2 separate regions of the Homo sapiens genome follow, and region 1 is linked to region 2. Evidence: chromatin loops called from intact Hi-C (ENCODE). Cell type or tissue: PC-3. All regions are shown on one strand. Each heading gives the region's core, and the rest is flanking DNA. Links, peaks and the distances in the headings are about the cores only.

Region 1 (4,401 bases), core at 150-4,149, 64 kb before region 2:
TGTTCCAAGGAAAGAACTGTTCCTTCAAAGCTCTTCAACAAAAGTAGTATCAGTTACAAGAGAAACAAGAGAAGCAACAGCTATTAATAGAAATGATTTTCCCCAAGTTCTGGGTGTTCATATTCAGTGAGGAGGTTGGTATCACAAGATCACATTCTCTCCTGCATAGCCTACCTTTCTCCTATATAAAAAGTGTGAAAGACTGAAATATAGCTGGTATCTTGACTACCTCATCAATCAGGGTTATCATTGCCTTTCATTGCTTTGACTAGGCTATTTTACAACTCTGTAGAGATAGAAATTGTCTTGTAGAAAACTGATAGTAATGTAAATATTTTCTGTCCCTAGAAACTCACACTCTGTCTGGTAGAGGTTGACTTCCCTCTGCCTCTGTGGAAGAAGCCAGTTTTGCATCTATTAAGCAAATTTATTTCAGCATTCCTAATGGCCTATATAAATATGTCTACTCTTTGGATTTCCCTTTGAAACAGTTGTAACATCTTTCTGGTTCCCTCATTAAATAATGAGCTCAGTAAAATGGTTCATACATATTCTTTTTATATTTGTATGAGAGTCATGATTTCATACCCTTTTTAAGTGTATCCTTTAATATAGCCTGTGGTTAATACTTACAAAGCAACAAGCTCTTTGTTCAGTCAATGCTTTCCAGTCAACTACTGACAATGTTTACCTACAGCATTCTCCTACCTCAGTTTTAGGAACAAAGTACCTTGCACAAACTAAATGATGATATTAAAAGAACTGAACTTATTTATTCATACATTCATTCATTCATTGCATCCATTCATTTGAGAGTAGTCATTGATTATGTACTGTACGCACAGCCCTAGACAAGGCTGGAATCATGGGCATGCCACCTGTGCAGGCCTACAGCCCATACTCCTTAAAAGGGTTCCATGTTGAGTTTAATGCTCTGCTATTACCACCTTGAAATTCTTAATAATTTTTCTAAAAATAACTTGCATTTTCATTTTGCTATGGGCCTCCCAAATTATATAGTCAGTTCCAGCCCTGGGTGATATTGAATAAATGCTAAACATGACTCCTACCCTTCAGGAAGGCACTCTCTAAAAAGGGAGATAAAAATATATGCATATGACTGATACATAATAGGATATATATTTCATGATGCTGCTGGAACATAAAATAAATGGTTCTCTCAATAATACTAGCAGAATCAGAAAGGTGGAAGTTCCCTACGGAGATAGTTAGATGAGGCCTTAAATGGAAGGAGCACTTTTTCAGAACTTTGAAGGATACATAGAGAATTCCAGGCCCAAGATGAAGCAGGGAGGGCATTCTATCTAGCACTAAGATTAGCAAGGGCAAAGACATGGAGGCAGGAAGAAGCCACATGAAGGCTAGTGGGGCAATGTTCTAACCAACAGACCAGTGGGGAAGAAGGCTAGACTGGGTTCTGATTATGGATGGTTTTACAAATCTAATTAGATAGCTTGGACTGTACTCTGTGGTCATCAGGGAATCAATGGAAGTGTTTTTGCTTTGGATTGGTTGGCTTTTATTTTTTATATGACAATGTGATTATTATGGACAAAATGTCCCAATTTTAGTGGTATCAGGAGAGACCTAAAGAAGGGTAACAGGGTAGCTGTGAGCTGGTTATGTTAGCAGAAAGACAAAAATGAAGCCAATGACGTGTATGTTCATCACAGCACTATTCACAGTAGCAAACACATGGAGTCAACCTAGATGCCCATCAGTGGTGGAATGGATAAATAAAATGTGGTACATACACACCATGGAATACTATGCAGCCATAAAAAAAGAGATTATGTCCAGGAACATGGATGGTGCTGGAGGCCATTATCCTTAGGAAATGAATGCAGGAACAGAAAACCAAGCACCACATGTTCTCACTTATAAGTGGGAGCTAAATGATGAGAACACATGGACACAAAGATAGGAACAATAGACACCAGGGCCTACTTGAGGAGGGAGGGTAGGAAGAGGGTAAGGGTTGAAAAACTACCTATTCGGTACTATGCTCACTACCTGCATGACAAAATCCTTTGTACGCCAAACCCCAGTGACATGCAATTTACCCATGTAACAAACCAGCACATGTACCCTCTGAATCAAAGTAAAAGTGGAGAAAATAAAAAATAATAAAGTGGTTAATTGTATATTATGTAAATTTCACCTCAATAAAAAAAAGAAACAAAAAAAGCTTCTCTAAAAAAATAGAAAGTCAATGAAAGAGACATTTCACAGAACTTGGTAAGTGTTTCTATATTAATTGGGCATCTGCTATATGCCAGGCACAGTAGCAGGTGTTAAGCTTTTAAAAAGCATCTATCTTCATGGTGTTTTTCAGCTTAACTGGAAGTATTAATTAGACTATGTGAGGGGAAATAGAAGTCTCATGGAAGCACACAGGAGGGCCCCTAGCACACACTTGGTAGAAGGAGATGACTACTAGAGGGGTGACACCATCTAACCTGATTATTGGGGGTTGATAAGGAATTAGCAAGGTGTACTGGATGCTGTTGATGACCTGCATGGATCAGCTTTACCTTGCCAGCAAGTGCCTCATTTCCCAGTTCCTGTGAAAGTTGGCAACTAACAAAGCTCACTGCTGCATCTTCTTGAGAGATTTGCCCTCAGACAAATGAGAGGCTATGCTATGCAGCCACCCCTCACAGGGATGACACAGGGATACAAAATATTGACTTCCTTGCCTCAAGAGAGACCCAGCTTCTTGATGTAAACTGTGTTTCTTAGCTTCTCCTCAGACTCAGGGTGAAGCTAGTCTCCAGGTAAGACATGCTCCTCTTTGGCCTGTTCTGCTTCCCTGCTCCCTTACAGGTTCCTCTTGATACCAAGCTCTAATTCTAGAACCTGAGGAAAGAGCTTGGTGAAGAAGGAGGGTATTACAGCCAATCAAAGGAAGGTGGGTGGGAAGACCCTGCTCTTGCTGGCCTCTCTCAGGCTCTAGGTGTCCTTCTTAGATGATTGCTTTAGCCTCCTGTCCCCAGGTCTGCCATGCCTTAAATTCATTCTGTGGCAGAGTGAATGACCTTTCTAGGACCGTAATCTGACCATGACATTCCCCTGCTTAAACTACTAAATGACTCCCTATTACCCAGATGCCTTAGCATGACACAGAAAGCCCCTTGTGACTGAGCTCCTTTTCTATTTTCCCACCTCTTTTCCTCCATTCCCTTCTTGAAACTTTTCACTTCAGTAGAACCAAACCACCTACAGTGCTTCCATGCTTCTTACTACCAATGTGGTTCACTTTGCTTGGAACAAGCTTTGTACCTTTCTTGATCTGGCTAACTTACCTTAGGCATCACAACCTCCAGGAAGCCTTCCCTGGACCTGAAGGCAGCATGAGGAACCCCTCTGAGATTTCATTGATCCTATACAAACTTTAGCACTTACACAGAACCCAGTTAAAATTACCTATTTCCATGGCTGCCTCCCCTAATACAGTGCAAACTACTCAAGAGCAGAAACTGTATGTTGTTCACTTTTGTTCCACTAGTGTGTGGCATGGTGTCTGGCAAATGCCAAGAACCTCATACATGTCTGTTGACCATAAAGTGCCCCATTTCTCAACCCAGCACAGGCTGATACTGGGGTATAGATGAGAGATGTAGAAGGAAGAAGGGTGAGATGGTCTAATTGCTGTACCAGGCCATGAGCCCCAGAACGCTTAAAAGGTATTGATCCTGTGGTTCTGGCCAGGGTGAAAGAGCCTCTTCCTGCATCCTGGATCACAGAATGTTACATGGAAGTGACCTCGCAAAACTTCTAAACCAAAATTTAGTAAACCTGTTGGCTCCTAACCCAGCATAATGGAAGCCACAATAAGGCTGCTTAATTAAAAAAAAAAAAAAAGGAATGGTGGGTTTCTTTGCTTTTGATAGGAACCAGGAGCCACATCATTTCATCATAGGAACACTAATTATTGTGCATTGATAAGAAGCCTGAGTCAGTAATGATGTATGACTTTGCCAAATGCAACTGGGAAAAAGAATTATTACTTAATAAATATGTTTTGAGAGACTAAACTTTTGAAAATATGGGATCTAATAGGACCTTGTGACAGCCACACTTGGCACGTATAGCTTCAACACACTGGAGAATCACCACTGAGGTCCATTCTGGGTTGTGTAATTCCGCTGAGGCATGCATTGTACAGTGCGCACTACAGAGCTTAATGACCAACGATATCTGCACTGCAAAAGCCTTGTTGTTCTTTATTCAAAGTCACCTACCCAAGAGCTTTTATGAAATGAGTTTTTTTAAAAAAATACCCACTCCTGTACTTCATGCAGAGTCAAGGAAATGCATTGTCAGTGTTACCACAGCAATGATGTAACCTAATGCGGTTGAGAGTTTCTTTTAGCCACA
Region 2 (4,401 bases), core at 121-4,120:
CAAGATGTTCATGTTTTACGCTGCTTCATTCTTTAGGAAAAGACCTTATGGGTTGCTTCTTATCAAAAATGGAATCTTGAAGTGTCCCAAGAGGCATTCTAATGATAATTAATGGTACAGAGTTTTCTTTCAAAATCATTAGAGATTCATTAAGCTGACAACACAAGCTGTTTAATACTTGAACTTTCTAAAAAGACTGCAGAATAAGGGGAGCTGCCATAATTATGACTTTAGAAATTCTGTTGTTGAATTTGCAAACTGCTTTGCATGCATAACATGATGTCTGTTTGCCTTTCCTTTTGAATTCAGGTATAGTTTGTTACTTCAAAACTATATATATATGTATAATTTCTCACTGGGAGGGAGTGGAGTTTGGATGTCAAAATACTGTTTGACCTTTGCTTCTTCTCTCTACCAAAACTCCCAACCTGCCCCAATACACTCACTCTTTTTCCTAGAAATGATCATTGCATTCTGCTAAGAACGAAGTTTAATCACATCAGGCGGGGAAATTTTACTTCTAGCTACTTTTGGCATGGCACCAGTTTGTTGCCTACCCAGTAGCAATCTCTCCCTTCTTTCTTGCTAATAGGACCCCAATATTTTTCAAGGTAGGCCAGATAAATGCAAGCTTTCCAGATTCCCTTACATGGCCATGTAACAGTTCTGCTCAATAGACATAAAAAGAAATTTGCTGGAGATTTATTGGATAGCTTTCGTTTCCCTGATAAGTTCAGACATATCTGGTACAGACTTCACTCTTCTTCCTGCCTTGAACATAGACATGGTATCTGGAGCTTCCACACATTATCTGCAACCATAAGGCAAAAAAGGCAATGAAGTCCAGAGACACTGGCCTTGACATCACCAACTCATTGAACTCATTTGCTAGCAGCCACCAACTTCCAGACTTTTTTATGTATTAGAAAAATAACCCTATTTTAAGGCACTGTAAGTCATATTTTCTATCATTTGCAGCTAAAAGCATTGCTAACTGACATTTATCCAGGAAAGGAATCTAGCATTTGCCCTCAGATCTGGGTAGATTTCATTATTTAAAATAATTCTTGTTAGTTTACTGTAATGTGCTCCTTGAGAATAGAAGCATGCTAAGTATCCACAATGAGCCATGACTGCACACAGACTCAATAATATCTCGTCACTCGAGTTTCACCCAAGACCAAAGGAAGCAATGAAATTATCATTTTATTAAAGCAGTACTCATCCCATGCACAACTGATCATTGATCATAAGTTGAAATTTACAAGGGAAAGCTGTGGCTTTCTGAGGACATCATTAAGTGGCATATCACAGAGGCTGCATCTTTTATCTTTCCTTAGTATTTGGGGGCTTTTCTCTGATATTATGCTATGCAATTACCCACAATATGCTACTCATGACAACTCTTCCCCCACCAAACAGCATTTTCTGATGGAAATAAATTTGACATTTTTCATGCCCAAGGTAAAAATATCTTAAAGTATATAGACATAAAAGGAGTGGTTTCCAACACGAATAGTATCCCTAGTGTCAGCTGAATGTTTTTACTGAGTAGAGACACAGGCAATGACCACTTTGGGTGAGTGGGCTAAGCTTCTGGTAAAGGGTTATACCACTGTCCCACTTGCTAGTTTGTCAGACAGGCGACCTTACAAAAGCAGGGGTTCAAAAGTGTTTCGCATCCTGTCACTTAACACTTGGTCCTCAGACCAGGAACACAGATATCAACTAGGAGCTTAAAAGAAATGCAGAATCTCAGGCCCCATCCCAGCCCCCTAACAAGTTCTCCAAGTGATTCAGGTGCATGAAAGTTTGAGAAGTACTGAATTAGTACTCTAATAAGGTTCATAGCAGGTTACAATACCAGGGTGTTAATTATTCCCATCCCAGTGAAAGGCATGCATCATCTAATATTCAGAGGGCTACAGATGTTGCCTGTGGACACTGAAAAGATTAGCAGCATTTGCCATGGTGGCAAGAAGGAAGGTTACTCTGCCTGTGGCACCAATAATTAATATATTTGACTCATCCAATGATATTAATTTTTCCCTAATGGGTCATTTATTAAGGTCTCTGAGGTTGATATATATTCTAGTCCATCCTTATCCATAGGGGATACATTCTAAGATCCCCAGTGGATGCCTGAAACCTCAAGTACTACCGAACCCCATGTATACTGTTATTTTTCCTATGCATAACTACCTACAATAAAGTTTAATTTATAAATTTGTCATAGTATGAGATTAACAAAAATAACTAATAATAAAATAGAACAATTAAAATAATATACTGTAATAAAAGTTATGTGAATGTGGTCTCCCTCTCTCTCTCAATATCTTATTGTACTATACTCACCTATTTTCAGACTGTGGTTGACCAAAGGCACCTGAAACCACAGAAAGTGAAACTGAGGATAAGGGGGGGCTACTTTATTCTTTAAGATGACAATGATAACAATATTTGTTTCTGGGAAGCATGTCATGGATACACAATGCCGATTTTTTATAAACAAACTTCTTCCTGTCACCTCGATGAGCCAATACAAATATCTCAGAAGTCTGGCAGGCTGCCTGGTTTATGCCACTGGAAAGGGTTACCTTGGATATTTGTGCTACTTGAGCAGCCAGTCTCTAGAATGCTGTCAACAGAGTGCCCACAGAATTCTCAGAACTGGGAGCTTAATTATACCCATCATAGCACCAATTCACTTGAAAAATAAAATTCATGTTTTGCTCTTCTAAGAAGACTGTGAACATCTAACCAAACATGATCACATATACTCTGCAGCCTACAGTGATTATGCCACTGTATGTTGTGGTGCTCTGAACAGTGCACCAAGGAGAGGAGATTAAACTGAGTTTTAAAGAAGTTATTCTAACTTCACTAAGAGTGATCACTGGAAGCTGAAACTTTCCAAGAGAGCATCAGGACTTTGTGTTCTACAAATTAAGCTGGAAACCGTTGGCAAAATTTCTGCTGCCAGCATTATAGTGGTCTAGGACAGTGGTTCTCAAAGTGTGGTACTTGGATCAGCAGCACTGGCATCACCTAGCAACTTGTTAGAAATGCAAATTATCCCACCCTACCCCAGATCTATGTAAGGCTAACAACTTGTGCTTTATCAGTCTGGGTCAAGTGACTCTGATGAACACTAAAATTTCAGAACCACTAGGATCAATAGTATTCAAACTATCATTGGTGAAGAAATAGTCTTGTTTTTATTTAAATGTCTAATCCATAATGGACTGATATTTTCACAAAATAACATACTGATACATCACCAGAGAAATTACCGGAGAAAACTCACTCTAATTACTCAGTCTAATTGTTCATAAAGTTCCTAAGTGCTTACCTCAAATTTCTATACTTACATCGTGTAGACTAGTAACAAATTTGCAGAATGGCACTGACCTGCAAGCCATACTTTGAGTAGCACTAGTCTAGATACTTCGAAGTCCCTTTTCCTATTATAAAAAAACTACATAATTTTATCAATTCCAAGATATACTTTTTTAAAAAAATCTTAACATCTTTGAAATTGGAATATATGTCAAAATCACCATCGGCCAGGAGGCAGTAGGACGTGACTCTCGTGGTCTGTGCATGTGCATCAAAACCTTCAAACTAGGTGTCAACTACTTGGGAAAAAATGCCACAGACAAAGTGGAACACTCTTTTAAGAAATTCTGCATCACTACTGCTTTTGATGGTACAAAGGAAGGTACTTTGTGAAAAATCACGGAAATCAGTGACTGAGGAAGAAGTGATTCAGGACTGTAGAAGTCCGACTGTAAGAAAGTTTTATGAATATCTTAATGAACGTATCTTGCTTATATTTTTCTGTTAGGTATACACATGAGTGATACATGATAAAATCAATGTCTAAATAACTTTAAAAGATAAGTTATACTTGTCCTTCAATAAGTATAAAATCCTAAGTGATAAGAAGGTGTTGTGTCATTTTGATTGACAGTGATTTTTCTCTTTCTTACTGGTACATAAAAATGCATCTTACAAAAGACAGATTACTATAATTGACTAGATACTGCATATCAGAGTGCTCTACCTCGGTTGCACACTGGAATTACCTGAAGAACTTTAAAATTATTGATGCCTAGGACCTGGCCCAGGAGATTCAGATTTAATTTGTCTGGAGCATGGCCTGGACTCAGGAATTTTTAAAACTCCCCAGGTGATCCTAATGGGCAGCCAAGGTAGCAAAGCATTGATACAAACAATGGAGAAGATCATGAATTCAATTTAGACAAAGTCTTCTTAGATATGATACCAAAAATATGAGCAACAAAAGATAAAGTTGATAAACTGGACTTTATAAAAATTAAGAACTTGTGCTTCAGAGGAAACCATCAACACAGTTAAAAGACAACCTACTTTTGTAGG

The links. Peaks named below come from ENCODE experiments on the same cell type or tissue, not always from the same donor. Only the 100,000 strongest peaks of a DNase experiment are listed, where the experiment ranks them.
Region 1: a loop joins it to region 2, with 2.0 times the contacts of the local background. A loop is called at or near these places in 1 of 110 quality-filtered maps.

What each region holds. Positions count from the first base shown.
Region 1 is chrX:37,662,300-37,666,700 of GRCh38, reverse strand. All of the region lies in intron 3 of LANCL3 (LanC like family member 3), which reads right to left. Among named protein-coding and RNA genes, the nearest start is that of XK, 21 kb to the left of the region's middle. In PC-3, for the core only: no CTCF peak of the experiment used is centred there; no DNase peak of the experiment used is centred there; H3K27ac peaks cover 434 bases.
Region 2 is chrX:37,598,102-37,602,502 of GRCh38, reverse strand. All of the region lies in intron 1 of LANCL3 (LanC like family member 3), which reads right to left. Among named protein-coding and RNA genes, the nearest start is that of LANCL3, 29 kb to the right of the region's middle. In PC-3, for the core only: no CTCF peak of the experiment used is centred there; a DNase peak (open chromatin) is centred at 2,542.